Regions from separate parts of the Homo sapiens genome. Here region 2 is linked to region 1. A link is an interaction called in ENCODE POLR2A ChIA-PET data of the cell type or tissue named here. Cell type or tissue: MCF 10A. All regions are shown on one strand. Each heading gives the region's core, and the rest is flanking DNA. Links, peaks and the distances in the headings are about the cores only.

What was found. ChIA-PET counts read pairs that join two places held together with the same protein. Peaks named below come from ENCODE experiments on the same cell type or tissue, not always from the same donor. Only the 100,000 strongest peaks of a DNase experiment are listed, where the experiment ranks them.
Region 2: POLR2A ChIA-PET joins it to region 1 with 5 read pairs; 2 of 35 experiments call an interaction of 5 or more read pairs at or near these places.

Annotation. Positions count from the first base shown.
Region 1 is chr6:23,130,891-23,135,298 of GRCh38, forward strand. All of the region lies in intron 2 of LOC105374974 (a long non-coding RNA gene), which reads right to left. Among named protein-coding and RNA genes, the nearest start is that of LINC03005, 420 kb to the left of the region's middle. In MCF 10A, for the core only: no CTCF peak of the experiment used is centred there; no DNase peak of the experiment used is centred there.
Region 2 is chr6:23,226,292-23,230,699 of GRCh38, forward strand. No RefSeq gene overlaps it. Among named protein-coding and RNA genes, the nearest start is that of LINC03005, 510 kb to the left of the region's middle. In MCF 10A, for the core only: no CTCF peak of the experiment used is centred there; a DNase peak (open chromatin) is centred at 2,290.

The sequences.
Region 1 (4,408 bases), core at 109-4,108:
TGTCTGACTTACTCTTTATGCAAATATTATTGAAAATCCTGCATATGCAAACAAAGATTCTTTATGATAGAGATTAAAGACATACAGTGCAGTGATTAGTATTCTTTGTATACATTCAAACCCAACAAGATTGATATGCAAGCAAAATGAATTACAATCAGGAATAACACTCTGTTATTATCAAATCACTCAAAAACAGTACCAAGGCAATACAGCATTCAGGGAAATATGGGAATGTTGTGAGGCATTAGTGAGAGACAGGAAGATTTCTAGGAATATGATTTTATATCATTTATGGTTTAAAAATCTATAGGCAACAGACAAAATAAAACACAATGGAAATGATATACCAGCATAATTATTTATGAAACAAAGACAGTTTTGCATACATTTTCAGGCCTTGGGCAAGATTGATCTTTTTAGGTCTTAGATCCTGAAGATGTATGCTAAACTATTCATAAAATTTTTCATCACAAAATAATACTGTGACTGATTCTGTTCTTATTATTTTAGGGGGGAGAAAACTCCCACGCCCAAATTACATGCTCAATTTGGAAGCTGTTGGGGAATCTACTGTTTCTTTAGGGCAATGATGTTTTTTTAAAATGCTACGCATGTCTTCTAAGGAGCATTTACCCAAAAGATTTCAAGAGTCACAAATTACATCAGATGCTGTTTTAGTCCATTTTGCATTGCTATAAAGGAACTATCTGAGGCTGGGTAATTTATGAAGAAAATAGTTTTATTTGGCTCACAGTTCTGCAGGCTGTACAAGACACATGCACCAGCATTTGCTTCTGGTGAGGGCTTCAGGAAGCTTCCAATCATGGCAGAAGGGGAAATTGAGCAGATAGCACATGGCAATAAAGGAAGGAAGAGAGAGCAGAAAGTGCCATGCTTTTTAAAATAACCAGCTTTTACATGAACTAATAGAGCAAGAACTCAGTCATTACCCAGAGGACAGTACCAAGGCATTCTTAAGGAGCCACTCCCATGACTCAAATACCTCCCACCAGGCTCCACCTCCAACATTGGGGATCAAATTTCAATATGAGATTTGGAGAGGACAAATATCCAAACTATACCACATGCCAAGGTTAAAATAAAATATGGTCATATACTATTTCCTTTTGAAGATTGAACCATAATAGCAATTAAGGTAAAAATAATCTGTAATTAAGAATAAAGCATTTTATTCTTATGGGATTAATTTAGAATTTTACTTAGAATAAATATGGCATTTCTGAAATCTACTCCCTTAAAAATGGCATACTGTGAAAAGCAGACTGGTTTATTTCAAATCTATTGCCAAATAATTTAAAATCTCCAAGCCTCCCCATAACTAAAGCTTGAGTTATTGCACCTGCTTTTGAGCAACTGACAGATCTGTGCTACCTGAACTGATCTCTACTTTATCTCTGACTTGGGATTTAGAAATGTTGCAAGTGCCACATGAAAAGGTGGGCATGCAATAAGAATTGTGCTCTTCATCCTTGAGCCTCTTCTAAAGTTGTCAGGAATAAATGCAACATTCTGAACTACAAATTCATGAACTTAAAAGTTAGGCAAAAAAAGACAGGAAGAAGTGAGATGGTAGAAGTTTGGTAAAGTAAAATAAATAGGTATGTAAAACCAAGAGTGTCTTGCTGAGCACTCAGATTTTTAAATTCTGCATTGTCTCTGGAACAATTTTAAATTCAGGAACTACCCAATCTGGTCAACAAGATTGATTATTGTCACTAGTAACTTCATATCCATTGAAAAAGTCAACATATTTTGTTTCTGAATACAATAAATAATTATTACTTAACTTCTCAGTTGCATTATGATGATGATGATGATGACAGTAACAACACAAATAATTTTATTTTTATGAAATATCTTACTTGACCTTAACAATAACACTGAGAGAGACAATGACAGATTTTGTCATTAACCTCAGTTATCTAAGGAGAAAAGCTTAGATTAATAATGCACTAAGGCTACAGGCCAAGGCCACATGAGTGAGATAAGTGACTGGAACCTGGTTATTATAACTCTATAGCCTGTACTCTTTGGTGGACACCACACAGCCTCTCTATTACTGCCTCATATTAAAGTAGACACTTCATCAGTCTTAAACTTTGTATACAAATAGAGAAATTGATGTGATGAAGGATATCAGCTAATATTTCCTATACTATATTTCAGTTTTAATCTATGTCAAAACTGAAGTGTGTTTATATTTAAAATATTCTAATTTTATATTTTTATTGATACATAATAATTGTACATATTTATGGGGTACATGTGATATTTTGATACATGCATACAATGTGTAATCATCAAATCAGGGTAATTAGGATATCCATCACCTCAAACATTTATCTTTGTGTGTGCTGGGAAAATTTCAGATCTTCTCTTCTAGCTATTTTCAAATATACAATATATTATTGCTAACTATAGACACCCTATTCTATCAAACACTAGAACTTATTTCTTCCATCTAACTGTACATTTGTACCCATTAATCAAACTCTTTTCATCCCACTTCACTTTCCAGCCTCTGGTAATTATCATTCTACTCTCTACCTCCAATACATCAGCTTTTTTTTTTAGCTCTCACAGAAGGGTGAGAACGTGGAATAGTTGTCTTTCTGTGCCTGGCTTATTTCACTTAACATGATGATCAGCAGCTCCATCCATGTTGCTATAAATGACAAAATTTCATTCTTTTTTATGGTTGAATAGTATTCCATTATATTTTTATGGACCACATTTATACATTCATCCATTGATGAACACTTAGGTTTATTCTGAATCTTGGCTATTGTGAATAGTGCTGCAATAAAAATGATGGTGAAGGTATCCCTTTGATATTCTGATTTCCTTACTGTTGGATAAATACCCAGCAGTGGGATTGTGGATCATATAGTATTAATAGCTCTATTTTTAGTTGTTTTTTTAAAGCAACTTCCATACTGTTTTTTATACTGACTATACTAATGTACATTCCTACCAACAGTGTACGAGAGTTTCCCTTTCTCTGAATCTTTGCTAGCATTCGTTATGTTTTGTCTTTTTAACAATAGCCATTTTAATTGGGATGAGATATCTCATTGTGATTTTGATTTGCATTTCTCTGATGATTAGTGATGCTCAGCATTTTTTCATATACCTGTTTGCCATTTATATGCCTCCTTTTGAGAAATGTCTATTCGGATCCTTTGTCCAGTATTTAATGAGATTATTTGTTTTTGTTTTGCTGTTGAATTGTTTGAGTTCCTTGTATATTCTGCAAATTAGTCCTGTCAGGTGAACAGTTCGAAAATGTTCTCTTCCTTTTTGTAAATTGTCTGTTTACTGTGTTCATTGTTTCCTCTGCTGTGCAAAAACTTTAAAAATTTAACAGGTAAGGTGATATGTAAGGGATAGGAGTCTATTTCATTCTTCACATATAAATAGATAGTTTTCCTACCACCATTTATCGAAGAGAGTGTTCTTTCACCAATGTCTGTTCTTGGCACCTTTGTTGAAAATCAGTTGGTTGTAAATACGTGAATATTTTTCTGGGCTCTTGATTCTGTTCCATTGGCCTACGTGTCTGTTTTCATATCAATGTCATGTTGCCTTGGTTACTATGTCTTTGTAGTATATTTTGAAGTGATGCTTCCTGCTTTGTTATTTTTGCTCAAGATAGCATTGACTATTTAGACTTCTTTGTGGTTTCATACAAATTTTAGCATTTATTTTCTATTTCTGTAAAGAATGACATTGGTTCTTTTTATTAATTTCATTTCACCATGGCTTGAAAATATGTAATTTTGATTTTTAAAAACTGATATAATTTTGATTTTTAAAAATTTTTTGAGACTTATTATGTTGCCTAATACATGGTCTATCCTGGAGTATGTTCCATGTGCCAATGAGAAGAATGTATATTCTGAAGCTGTTGGATTAAAATGTTCTGTAAATGTATGCTAGGTTCATTTGCTCTAAAGTACAGTTTAAGTTCAATATTTGTTGGTTGATTTTCTGTAAAGATGATCTATCCAATGCTGAGAGTGGGATGTTAGAGTCTCCAACTATTATTACATTGAGGTCTATCTCTCCCTTTAGATCTAAACATCTTTGCATTATATGCCTGGGTGCTCTTGTGTTGAATACATATATAATTAGAATTGTTATATCCTTTTGCTAAATTGATTTATCATTATATAATTACTTTATTTGCTTATTTTCACAGTTTTCAACTTAAAGTCTGTTTTATCTGATATAAGTATAGCTATTAACATTTGGTTTCCATTTGCATGTAACATCTTTTCACATCCCTTCATTTTCAGTCTATATGTGTCTTTACAGGTGAAATGAGTTTCTTATAGGCAGCATATAGTTAGGTCATGTTTCTTTAATCCTTTCAGCCAGACTA
Region 2 (4,408 bases), core at 313-4,312, 96 kb after region 1:
TAGTTTGAGTTCATTGTAGATTCTGGGTATTAGCTTTTTGTCAGATGTACAGATTGTGAAGATTTTCTCCCACTCTGTAGGTTGTTTACTCCACTGACTGTTCCTTTTGCTGTGCAATTGCTCTTTAGTTTAATAGGTCCCAGCTATCTATCTTTGTTTTTATTGCATTTGCTTTTGGATTCTTGGTCATGAAAGCCTTGCCTAAGCCAATGTCTAGAAGGGTTTCTCCAATGTTATCTTCTAGAATTTTTATAATTTCAGGCCTTAAGTCCTTCATCCATCTTGAGTTGAGTTTTGTATAAGGTGAGAGATGAGGATCCAGTTTCATTCTCCTACATATGGTTAGCCAATTATTCCATCACCATTTGTCGAAAAGGGTGTCCTTTCCCCACTTTATGTTTTTGTTTGCTTGTTGAAGATCAGTTGGCTGTAAGTATTTGGGTTTATTTCTGCATTCTCTATTCTGTTTCATTGGTCTATGTGCCTATTTTTATACCAGTATCACCCTGTTTTGGTGACTATGACCTTATAGTATAGTTTGAAATCAGGTAGTGTGATGCTTCCAGATTTGTTCTTTTGCTTTGTCTTTCTTTGGCTATGTAGGCTCTTTTTGGTTCCATATAAATTTTAGAATTGTTTTTTCTAATATTCTGAAGAATGATGGTGGTATTTTGATAGGGATTGCATTGAATTTGTAGATTGCTTTTGGCAGTATGGTCATTTTCACAATATTGATTCTACCCATTCATGAGCATAGGATGTGTTTCCATTTGTTTGTGTTGTCTATGATTTCTTTCAGCAGTGTTTGGTAGTTTTCCTTGTAGAGGTCTTTCAACTCCTTGGTTAGGTATACTCCTAAGTTGTTTTTTGTTTTTTGTTTTTTGTTTTTTTGGCAGCTATTGTAAAAGGGGTTGAGTTCTTTTTTTTTTTTTTTTTTTTTGAGATGGAGTCTCCCTCTGTAGCCCAGTCTGGAGTACAGTGGAGCGATCTCGGCTCACTGCAAGCTCCGCCTCCCAGGTTCACGCCATTCTCCTGCCTCGGCCTCCCGAGTAGCTGGGACTACAGGCACCCGCCACCACACCTGGCTCATGTTTTGTATTTTTAGTAGAAATGGGGTTTCACCGTGTTAGCCAGGATGGTCTCTATCTCCTGACCTCATGATCTGCCTGCCTGGGCCTCCCAAAGTGCTGGGATTACAGGCGTGAGCCACCACGCCTGGCAGGGGTTGAGTTCTTGATTTGATTCTCTGCTTGGTCGGTGTTGGTGTGTAGAATTTCTTTCTTCTACTTGTTCAATTCTATTACTGAGACTTTTCAGAGCATTTTGCATTTCTAAAAGTGTGTCAAAAGTTTCCTGAATTTTTTATTTTTTTTTCTTTAAGCTATCTATTTCCTTGAATATTTCTACCTTCACTTCTTGCATCGTTTTTTGGATTCCTTGCATTGGGCTTTGCCTTTCTCTGGTGCCTCTCTGATTAGCTTAATAACTAACCTCCTGAATTCTTTCTCAGGTAAATCAAGGATTTCTTCTTGGTTTGGCTCCATTGCTGGTGAACTAGTGTGATTTTTTTGGGGGGTGTTAAAGAGTCTTGTTTTGTCATATTACCAGGGTTGTTTTTCTGGTTCCTTCTCATTTGGGTAGGCCCTGTCAGAGGGAAGGTCTAGGGCTGAAGGCTGTTGTTCAGATACTTTTGTCCCATGGGGTGTTCCCTTGATGTAGTATTCTCCCCCTTTTCCTAGGGATGTGGCTGCCTGTGAGCTGAACTGCAGTGATTGTTGTCTCTCTTCTGGGTCTAGCCACCCAGCGAGTCTACCCGGCTGTGGGCTGGTGCTGGGGATTGTCTGCACAGAGTCCTGTGATGTGAACCATCTATGGGTCTCTCAGCTGTGGATACCAGCACTTGTTCTGGTGGAGATGGTTGTGGGGGCGGGGGGTGGCGGGGTGGCAATGGACTGCGTGAGGGCTCTTAGCTTTGGTGGTTTAATGCTCTATTTTTGTGCTTATTGGCCTCCTGCCAGGAGGTGGCACTTTCCAGAGACCCTCAGCTGTAGTAGTATGGAGAGGGATGAGCCATGGGCAGAGCCCTAGAACTCCCAAGATTATATGCCCTTTGTCTTCCACTACCAGGGAGGGTAGAGAAGGACCATCAGATTGGGGCAGGGTTACGCATGTCTGAGCTCAGGTTCTCCTTGGGCTGGTCTTGCTGCGGCTGCTGTGGGGAATAGGGATGAGACTCTCAGGTCACTAAAGTTGTATACCTACTGATTATGGGTGCCTCTGCTGACTCATGCTGGTTGTCAGGGAAGTGGAAGAAAGCCAGCAGTTACAGGACTCACTCAGCACTCACACAAACTGAAGGGCCCGGTCTCACTCCTACCGTGCCCCCCACAACAGCCCTGAGTCTGTTTCCAGGTGGTGGGCGAGAGGGGTTTGAAAATTTGCCCCAGGCTATCCGCCTCCCAGCTGGGCAAGAAAAGGGCGTGGTTGTTCCCCCACTGAGGAGTCTGCACACCGGATTTGCATCTTCCCCTGAGTTCTGGCCTGGAGGCTTCTCGCCCCTGCAAATTGTTACAAAGTTCAGCTAGAGGGTTCCTTCTTCCTGTGGAGTTTTACCTTCTGCTCCTCTGGCCACCCTCCTGATGGATCCCTGTGGTGCCAGGCAGGAATGACCTGCTTAAGGACCCAGCGAGCTCCCAGGACCTTTCTGCTGCTTCCTCTACCCGTATATTTTGCTTGCTTCTCTACATTGACTCAGCTCCAGGTAAGGTTGGAAATTTCTCCCACAAACAGCCCTTCAGTTTCTCCAGTGGGGGTGTGTGTTTCTCGGGAGAGGAGGGTCTCTCTCTTTCTCACTTCCACAGTTGGGGCATTCACAGTATTTGGGGTGTCCCCTGGGTCCTGCAGGAGCAGCCCACTTCCCTCAAAGGGTCTGTGGGTCCTCCCAGGATTGCCGGTTTGTTCCTGCAGTCGATCGGGAGCTAAAATTCACAACGGGAGCCTCTGCACACCGCTCTGTCCGGAGCTGCAATCTAGTCCTGCCTCCTGTCTGCCATAATAGATCCTCCATTTGATCATTTTTTCTCCAAGCACAAGAAGCTTCAAACATCTAAGACTATTCGAGCTTATTGTGCTGGTTACCTAGTTCTATAAAGGATTATGAGTTGCCCAGTTATCATTTTCCTAAATGTCTATCAATAAATGGAGGCCGAGAAAGAGTTCTTTTGGGGCAGAAAGAATGCTATAGCCACATGTAAATATCCAAGAAACCATGGAAGCTGCAATGCACATTCTAGTTTTAATATAAATAATTAAAAAACCTTAGAAACACAAGCAGAGAAGTGGGGGTATTTATCTATTTAACGATCTTTCTGAATTAAACTTCCTCTCCTTTATCCACCAAAATATCTGTAAATATTGCAAGGTTCTGTATGATAAAAGACATGGTGCAGTCTTTTGAATGAACTCTCAATAAGGAATGTAATTAGAGTCATGTTGTCTGATAGCAGTGATGCTCTGAGTCAATCATCCATGGCATCTTAGCGATTTCATTGATAATAGAATTCATAGAATACATTCTTAAAACTAGAGACTGAACATACAGTCACAAAAAAAAGGGTAACTGAGGAAAAAGAAATCAATTCAAAAAATAAGATTTTATTAAATAATGGGAGAATAAATGATTATGGATTTATGTAAATCCTTAAGCCATCTTGATCTAAAACCATTATCATGTAGTTATCTAAGACTTAAAACTTGATCAAGGAAAGATATAAATTTTTTTGTTAAACAATGGATACAAAATTGATAGAAACAATTATTTGGGATTTCGAGGATATGTGTGTGTGTGTATATGCATGTGCAAATGTATTCAATAGAGTATTTTTAAAGCAAGACTTCCAGTAGAATGCAGCCATAAAAAAAAAGCAACATCGTGCCCTTTGCAGGAAGATGGATGGAGGTAGAGGCCATTATCCCTAACAAACTAACACAGGAACAGAAAACCAAATAGCCAAATACCACTTGTTGTCACTTTTAACTGGGAGCCAAATGATGAGAACACATGGACACATAGAGGGCAACAACAGACATTGGGGCTGACCTGAGGGTAGAGGTTGTGAAGAGGGAGAGGAGCAGGAAAAATTACTAAGGGGTACTAGGCTTAATACCTGGGTGAAGAAATAATCTGTGCAACCACTGTGACTTGAGTGTACCTACAAAGGAAACCTACACACGTACCCCTGAACTTAAAGTAAAAGTTTAAAAAAAGAAACTGGGCTGGGCGCAGTGGCTCATGCCTGTAATTCCAGCACTTTGGGAGGCCGAGGCGCGCGATCACGAGGTCAAGAGATCGAGACCATCCTGGCCAACATGGTGAAACCCCGTCTCTACTAAAAATACAAAAATTAGC